Regions from separate parts of the Homo sapiens genome. Here all the other regions are linked to region 1. A link is a loop called in an ENCODE intact Hi-C map of the cell type or tissue named here. Cell type or tissue: HCT116. All regions are shown on one strand.

Region 1 (2,500 bases):
ACAGTTCTTCACTTGAGGCTTTCTCTTGGCAACCATGTGTAAAGACTCCCAAACAACAGATAAAATAAGTTAATCTGGTATTTAGGACATTGTCTGAACATGGAACTGGACCAACTGGAGAGGCAGGGTGTGTCCAGAAGGACACAGGCAGGGTGTGTCCAGAAGGTGGTCAAGAACCTGCCTTCTACTCTTCTCTCTGCTACTACCCAGGTGGGCTTGGGCAACTCATTTTGCCTATTTGTGCTTCAATGTCTCCAGTTATGAAATAAATGAGTGAGTTGGATAGAGTTGGATAATTTCTAACGTCCTAAATATCTAGGATTCTCTGACATACTGGTTCATCCTCATATATAAGTTATCACTTACATAAGGAAGAAATCTATATCATGGGTGTTACTCTTGTCCCAAGCCTCTGGCAGACATCACTGGTTGACAACAGCATTCTTTCCTTCTAAGACAGACCCAGCCTCAGAAGCTTTCTCTACAGAGCACTCCAGTAGCTACTACCAATCAACCAGTACAAATAAATACAACTATTTGTATTAGAAACATTCAAGACCCTAAAAGCTTGTCCTCATCAGGATCCTCCAATACTGCCCCACCCAGGTGTGGGGCCTGCTGGGGCTCTGCAGTGTCTCTGAGGCTGGATTTCAGGACTCACTCGTCTCCCACAGATGTCTGGACCATCAGGCAAGCTGGACCTGTCCTGGTCACTCCATAACTCCCTGGCATCTGGTGCCCACAACCCAGGACCCACAGAAGCCTTGGAAGATGTCTCAGAAGCAGAAACTTCTGTCCTAAGGAAAAATTCCAGAGAAGTGGAGGCACAAAGTGTGGGCCAGGGCATTGCCAGACCCACCCCAGGGCTGCCCAACACACACACGCACACCACACCCACGCTCTCTGTCCAGCTCAGGTATTCACGCGTGCACACACACACACACCCGGAGAAGAGCTCCGGGGTGAAAACGTCCTGCAACAGTGCCATCTAGTGGGAGCCGGGGTCTGTCCTGCCCTCACAGGTTTCCTCCGCGAGCCCCAGGGAGATGGTCTTAAGATCCAGAGATGTGAAAGTTGTGGCTGCTTCTTGTGAAGAAAAATACAAAATAAGCAATAACGGGAGACTCTGTCTACCTTGGGATGTCTCACTGCCCCCCTCAATTCGCACCTGTACACAAGGCTAACTGGCCCAACCACCACCATCCCTCTATCTACAACACATCCCCAAATCCCTGCTCTCTGCCTTCAGCCCTGTGAAATTCTGGCCCCCTGGGGTCCTGCTACAGCCCCTTCTACCCCAGCATATGGTCTCTGACTCAGTCACACATTTCCAGGAAACATGGGGAGGACTCTAGCCAGATTCTAGCTCAGCTATTCCCCAGTTTTGTAGTTTCCTACATCCGAACCTCAGTTTACTCTTCTGTGAAATGGGAGAATGTCTTTGTGACTAGGTTGCTGTGAAGATTAAACAGCCTTTTCCAGAAGGTCTCTGGCTGTGATGCCTGAAAAATCCCAGCAGCACCAAGGAGGTTCACAGCTCTAAGATGGTCAGGAAGGCTATTTGCTAGAGGCCAGGATAGTTCTCAACCCTACAGGGGATGGAAAACCCAGACAGTCCCTCTCCCTCAACACTGGGAACTCTGCCCCATCCCTCTTACATGGGTGGGGTAAGACCACATCCTTTTAAATAATTAAATACAACATAGGATCCCAAGCAGGAGAACCCCTCCTTGCCTTTTAGAGACTATGGGAAGATCTGTCAGAGCTTAATGCTTTCAGGCTGGGCGCAGTGGCTCACACCTGTAATCCCAGCACTTTGGAAGGCCAAGGCAGGAGGATCACTTTGAGCTCAGGAGCTTGAGACCAGCCTGGGCAACATGGCAAAACCTCATCTCTACAAAAAAAATTCAAGCTGGGCATGGTGATGCACACCTGTATTTCCAGCTACTTAGGAGGGTGAGGTGGGAGAATCACTTGAGCCCAGGAAGTGGAGGTTGCAGTGAGTTGAGATCGTGCCACTGCACTCCAGCCTGGGTGACAGAGTGAGATCCTATCTCAAAAAAAAAAAAGGAAAAAAAGAACTTAATGCTTTCAGGTTCAAATGTTTCCAGCCAGTGTAACAGAGCAGAAATACTATCACTGATCATGGCAGAGGACTTTAAGAGGAGGAAGAGCATTACTAATCCCTCCTCAGCAAAGGAGACTTTTCCCAGGGGTCTGGGAGACTAGCTGTACACAGAGGGCTTCTGTAAGGAAGCCAAGGGACAAGGAGGCCCTGGAAGCCAGGAGGCTGCTGTGGCTGAACAGGAGGAGATGGAACAGTGTTGCTGATTCTGCAGCCTGAGGATGATGACACCCCAGGCTCCAGAATACAGTGTCCAGCCACGCTGCCTGCTTGCAGAGGAAATGAAACCCTGCCCATTCTTCATACCTGTAGGAAGGGGAAGAAGCCTTAGGTGGTGCTCCTAAATGGCCTGTGTTGCTAGGGAAGGACCGCTGG
Region 2 (2,500 bases), 220 kb before region 1:
CTGCACTGTAACCAACTCTCCAAAACTTGGCAGCATTTATTTTGCTCGTGAATCTGAAATTTGGGTAGGGCTTGGTGGGGACAGCTCATCTCTGCCCTCTCTTGTACCAGCTGGAGTAGCTCAAAGGCTGTGCCTGTGATCATCCAAAGGCTTATTTGTCACATGTGTGCCAGTTGATGTTGGCTGTCAGCTGAGATCTCAGTGGGGGCTGTCAGGCAGAATACCTACACGTGGCTTCTCTGTGTGGCCTGCACTTCTTCATATCCTGGTGGCTGGATTCCAAAAGTCGGCATCTCAGGAGATAGAGAGCCAGTCCAAAGCCATATCACCTGTTCTAACCTCGTCTTGGAAATCACACAGCATCACTCCCATCTCACTTTATTCAGTAGAAGCTAGTTGCTAAAGCTGGCCAGTATTCAAGGAGAGATGAATTAGACTCCACTTTTTGAAGGGACAAGTGTGAAAGAGCGTGTGGGCATGTTTCTAGACCGCCCTGCAGAGTTCCTGTAGAGTGCTGCCGCATGTTGGGCCTGTGTACTGTGAGGAGGCCCCAGCCCAGCTGAGGGGAGGTGATATTGACACAGGAGTGGGTAATGATGGGGACAGCATGAGAGCCTGGCATCAGATAGTTTGGGGCTCCTAGCAGGGCTGCAGATCTGGGGACAACAAGCCCCCTCACCCTGAGAGCTGGGTGCTCAGTGGGGGAGACCTCCCTAGAGGAAGACATAATTGAGGTGTGGCAAGAGGGCAGGACACTTCTGGGAAGGAGGTGTGAGGTGAGGCTGTGGGGTGGTATGTGGCCTGTCCAAGCCCTAACAGCTGCTGAGTGGCAAGTGGCTTGAACCCATATCTGTGTGTTGGAAGGGGCTGTGTTCTTCCACTGCAGCAGCAGCAGCAGCAGCTCTAAGAATACAGTGATGATAATAGCAATGGTTCTTCCCAGGGGAGCCAGAGACCCACAGGCTTTGAAATTAATGTGAATCCCGGCTCTGTCTTGTACTAGTAGGGTGAATTTGTATGTGTTACTCCACTTCTCTGAAATTCAATTTCTCTTTTGTAAAATGGGCTTGATAATCCCCACCTTTCAGTGTTGCCACGGGGCTTAGTGATAATCCTCATGACATGTCTAGCAGCGTGGGGTGCAGAGAAGATTCTCAGTGAGTGGTACCCAGTACTACCTTTGCAGAGCGCTTTACCATTTTACATTACGGCCTTTTCATTTGTTCCCCAAAATCACTTGAGAGAGGAAGGGCGGGGATGGTCATCTTGGGTGCAGGTAAGGAGCAGGGACAGCGTGGACAAGGCATGTGTGGGCCAAGCGGCAGGCACTGGAGGCGGCATGCAAGCACCTAGCAAGTTCAGAGGTGCTCCAGATTCCTGGACAGCGCCCTCCTCCGCGTAGTGAGGGACGCGTGTTCTCCTGGCGGGGGGGCCGCTAGGTGGCGCTGTGGGACCGCCGTGGGGAGCCAAACGCTGGAGCAAGGCGTCCTCTCTGGCGATTAAACCTTAGGCTGCCCTTCCGGGCCACGCCCTCAGTGGAGCTGGGGCAGCCCGGCTCCGTGTTCCGCATCTCTTGGACTCACACAGAGACAGAATGCATTCTCCTTTTCATGCAGCCTCATGCTACCTTCTCCACTGGCACTGCAGACAGACCCTCCACCCTCTCTCCTTCCTGCCACAGAGGCATAGGGTCTCTCAGGACAGAGGGGGCTGTGGGAGCCAACAGCACCCGTTCTAGGAGAGAGGGTGACTTTGCTGCAAGACCCTGTCTAGTTCCTAAATACCCAAGGCTACATCTGGGCATGCAAACCCCTCTTTCTAATGCTGTAAATTTAGTGATAAATCTCCACAACCATTTCTTTGGGGAGACTTACTTTTCCATGAGGTGGGGGCCACATTTCCCTCCCATCTAGTCTGGCACTTGGTAACCCCACCTGTGCCCACAGGCCTTTGCCATGAATTTCAGGGTGTGGTAGAGGAGAGAGCCTGCGTCAGGAGCCCATCAAATCTGTAACGCAAGCTCAGCCTCCACAAACCAGTAATTTAAAGTCAGAGTCACTGCGGTAACTCCTCTGAGGCTCATCTGCAGAGTGGGGACAGTAATCCCTACTTTGTAGGGTTGCAGTGAGAAATAAATGATGTGTCTTGTGGATGTGCTTTGTCTGTTGGAAATCTCTAGCCACCTGTGAGATGTGGTTATCACAAAAAGATAACACCTTTGGACAGCCTTGGGACATGTACAAAGTGGCTGGTGTGGGCAGAAAGTGCCAGGAAGATGACAGCAGGGTGGGAGGGAGACATGGGCCTTGAGCCAGGTAGTCAGGGTTAAGGGTGTGAGAGCGAGTGGGACTCACACAAGCATAGTGATTGGGAAGTGTCAGCGAGTGGGATCTGGCCCATGTGGCCAGAAGGTGAAGACAGGGCCAGACTGAGGGGGCCTTCAGTGCCTGGACACTGAATCTGAACCCAGTTCTGCAGCCATCAGGGAATATTTATGGAT
Region 3 (2,500 bases), 450 kb before region 1:
AGTGAATAGTATTCCTTGCTGTCATTGTTAATGAATCAAACGGTACCCAATGTTGAAACTGACATGCAGAAATTGTCCCCACAAAAAAATCTATTGGAAAAAGGAGGTGGTATCTTCTCTGTTCTCTGACCTGTAGGAAGAGAGGGGGTGTGTCCCAGGTCCCAGCAAATCCTGGAATGAAATGCACATCATAGTACCTCCCCCATAGGAAGACCACATAAAACTACCTAATTGTTTGAAAGACCAAACACTGTTCTCCTTTATACTACACTGGTTGGATAGATAAGAAATTGGAGTAAAACTTCACAGATGCAGAACCGTTCAAATATACATATGTGTTGTGAGCAATGGGACCAGCCCAAATTAGTGAAAAGTGTGAGTTACTGAATAATTGTTAAATGCTGTTTTATTGGTTTAAAAAGGCCAGACACTGGGAGACAATTCATAAATGTTGAGTGGGTGTTTCTATGAATAGAGTGGTAGATAAATGAGTAAATGGATAAGTGAATGAATGAATAAATGAAGGGTAATATCCTCATTTTAAAGTTGAGATCACATGAGGTATTGAACGTCAGAACCAGAATTTGGGTGTAAGGTGTCTGGCTCTAGAGTCTTAGTTTGTAACCACTAAGAGTTCATACATGCATGAATGAAGGAATGTTTGAATATCGTTTACTAGACCAGTATTATGCCGCTAGAGCATTTGAAAAGTGTGTTTCTGTGATTGCATATGTTGCTTTAAATGAGTCTAGAGCTCATCATCTCATGGATGGGGAAACTGATACCCAGAGAAAGGTCTTGGCTCTGGCCGCACAGCAGCCTGTGCCCAGTTGAGGCCAGGACTCAGACTTCTCCATGACACCTCCAGTCTCTCACTTTCCATTCCACAGTTGCTCCAGTGCTTTTGTGTGAACTCATCTCTCTGGTCCACATTTGGATTCCTTTAAAGGTTCCACCTTAGAGGATCCTAAACTGACCATTTACACAAGTTTTTCTCCAGTATGGTAGCCCTGGAGCCTCTCTTTACTCAGACTTTGTGGTGACTGACAGGGGCCAGTACTCTGGGACCCCAGTCTTTGCCATTTACTGAAGCTGGGATCAGCTTCTGGAAGAATCAGAGACCCTGCAGCTTGTTTCTAGCATAGACTTGGATTTCCTTTGCTGATTAGCTCACCAAGAGGGACACGGATAGTGCCAGGAAAATCAGTCTGGAACTCTAGGAAGGGCTTCTCCAGTATAATGCAGGTACAGATTTCCACCAGCAGGCAGCAGCAGAACCCAGCAGTTACAAATGCCACACCTGGAGGATGGCTGCCTGGGTTTGACACCTGACTTATCTGCCTAACTGAGTGACCTCAGGCAAGTCACTTATCTCTCTCTGCCTCAGTTGCCCCCTCCATAAAATGGGCACAATACTCACCTCATAAATTGTTCTGGGGTGCATATGGTATTATACACATAAAGAGCTTAGTAGTAGTGCCCACAGTAATCTCCCAATAAATGTTATGTATTATTTCATTATCACAATTAGCATTCTGTTAGAACACATTCCAAAGGATTATCCACATTAAGCATTGTTCTAGAGCTTTGTTTTATTGGAAACTGCAATGAAAAGGCCACCAGCTGGAGTCTTAGAGACCTTTTGTTTATCCAAAGAGCCTTTATAATTAATCTTTATAGTGAGATTGTTATATAAAAGTGCCAGGTACTAGTTCCTAGTAACACAAGGGCTGAAATGGATTTCAAATAAGGCAGTGACTTGTCCAAGGCCCATGGCTTGTTGGTCTCAGAGCTTTCAGAACCTTACCTTCTATCAGAAGACACAGTACTGGGTACAGCACAGCCACCTTTAGAGCACTCTGCCTTGGTCCAAAGCAACCACAGACAGACTTCTGTTAGAACACTGAAAAGAAAAAAAATCGTATTCCTTGGCACTTTTCCAATATTAAACAAAAGGTGTATTGATTAAATCATTACTTACAACTGTATTCCCTGAAATGGCTGCAGATTCATTTACATGCTTTTTCTTTTCAAGTCATGAACATGGAGACACTGAGTTCTCGATACATCCAAGAAAAGCATTTTGTGAGACTTTCCAATGATGTTGTCTTTCCTGGCAGTGACCTCTCTCTAACTTTACTGGGTCCATCCTTGTTTTTGCAGCTGTGCCTGAGCTGAAGCTTCTCTGTGGGGCAGACGTCTTGAAGACCTTCCAGACCCCCAACCTCTGGAAGGATGCGCACATCCAGGAAATAGTGGAGAAGTTTGGCTTGGTGTGCGTGGGCCGAGTAGGTCACGACCCAAAAGGTTACATCGCAGAATCTCCCATCCTACGGATGCACCAGCACAACATTCACCTGGCCAAGGAGCCTGTGCAGAATGAGATCAGTGCCACATACATCAGGCGAGCCTTGGGCCAAGGGCAGAGCGTAAAGTACCTGATTCCCGATGCTGTCATCACGTACATCAAGGACCATGGCCTCTACACCAAGGGCAGTAC

What was found. Hi-C counts contacts between places; a loop is a spot of excess contacts. Peaks named below come from ENCODE experiments on the same cell type or tissue, not always from the same donor. Only the 100,000 strongest peaks of a DNase experiment are listed, where the experiment ranks them.
Region 2: it touches region 1 in a loop (15-fold over the local background); 98 of 110 quality-filtered maps call a loop at or near these places.
Region 3: a loop joins it to region 1, with 6 times the contacts of the local background. A loop is called at or near these places in 2 of 110 quality-filtered maps.

The regions. Positions count from the first base shown.
Region 1 is chr3:139,110,507-139,113,006 of GRCh38, reverse strand. All of the region lies in intron 2 of BPESC1 (blepharophimosis, epicanthus inversus and ptosis candidate 1), which reads right to left. Among named protein-coding and RNA genes, the nearest start is that of BPESC1, 7.6 kb to the right of the region's middle. In HCT116, a CTCF peak has its summit at 991 (motif pointing left); a DNase peak (open chromatin) is centred at 1,006; H3K4me3 peaks cover 631 bases; H3K27ac peaks cover 361 bases.
Region 2 is chr3:139,328,455-139,330,954 of GRCh38, reverse strand. The region is part of intron 1 of LOC124909439; the gene reads left to right. Among named protein-coding and RNA genes, the nearest start is that of MRPS22, 14 kb to the left of the region's middle. In HCT116, CTCF peaks have their summits at 1,210 and 1,418 (motif pointing right); a DNase peak (open chromatin) is centred at 1,444; H3K4me3 peaks cover 583 bases; H3K27ac peaks cover 998 bases.
Region 3 is chr3:139,561,056-139,563,555 of GRCh38, reverse strand. It overlaps NMNAT3 (nicotinamide nucleotide adenylyltransferase 3), which reads left to right. Exons shown (of 7, transcript NM_001401600.1): 7 at 2,164-2,500. The region is part of intron 3 of COPB2-DT (COPB2 divergent transcript); the gene reads right to left. Among named protein-coding and RNA genes, the nearest start is that of RBP1, 23 kb to the right of the region's middle. In HCT116, a CTCF peak has its summit at 1,257; a DNase peak (open chromatin) is centred at 1,275.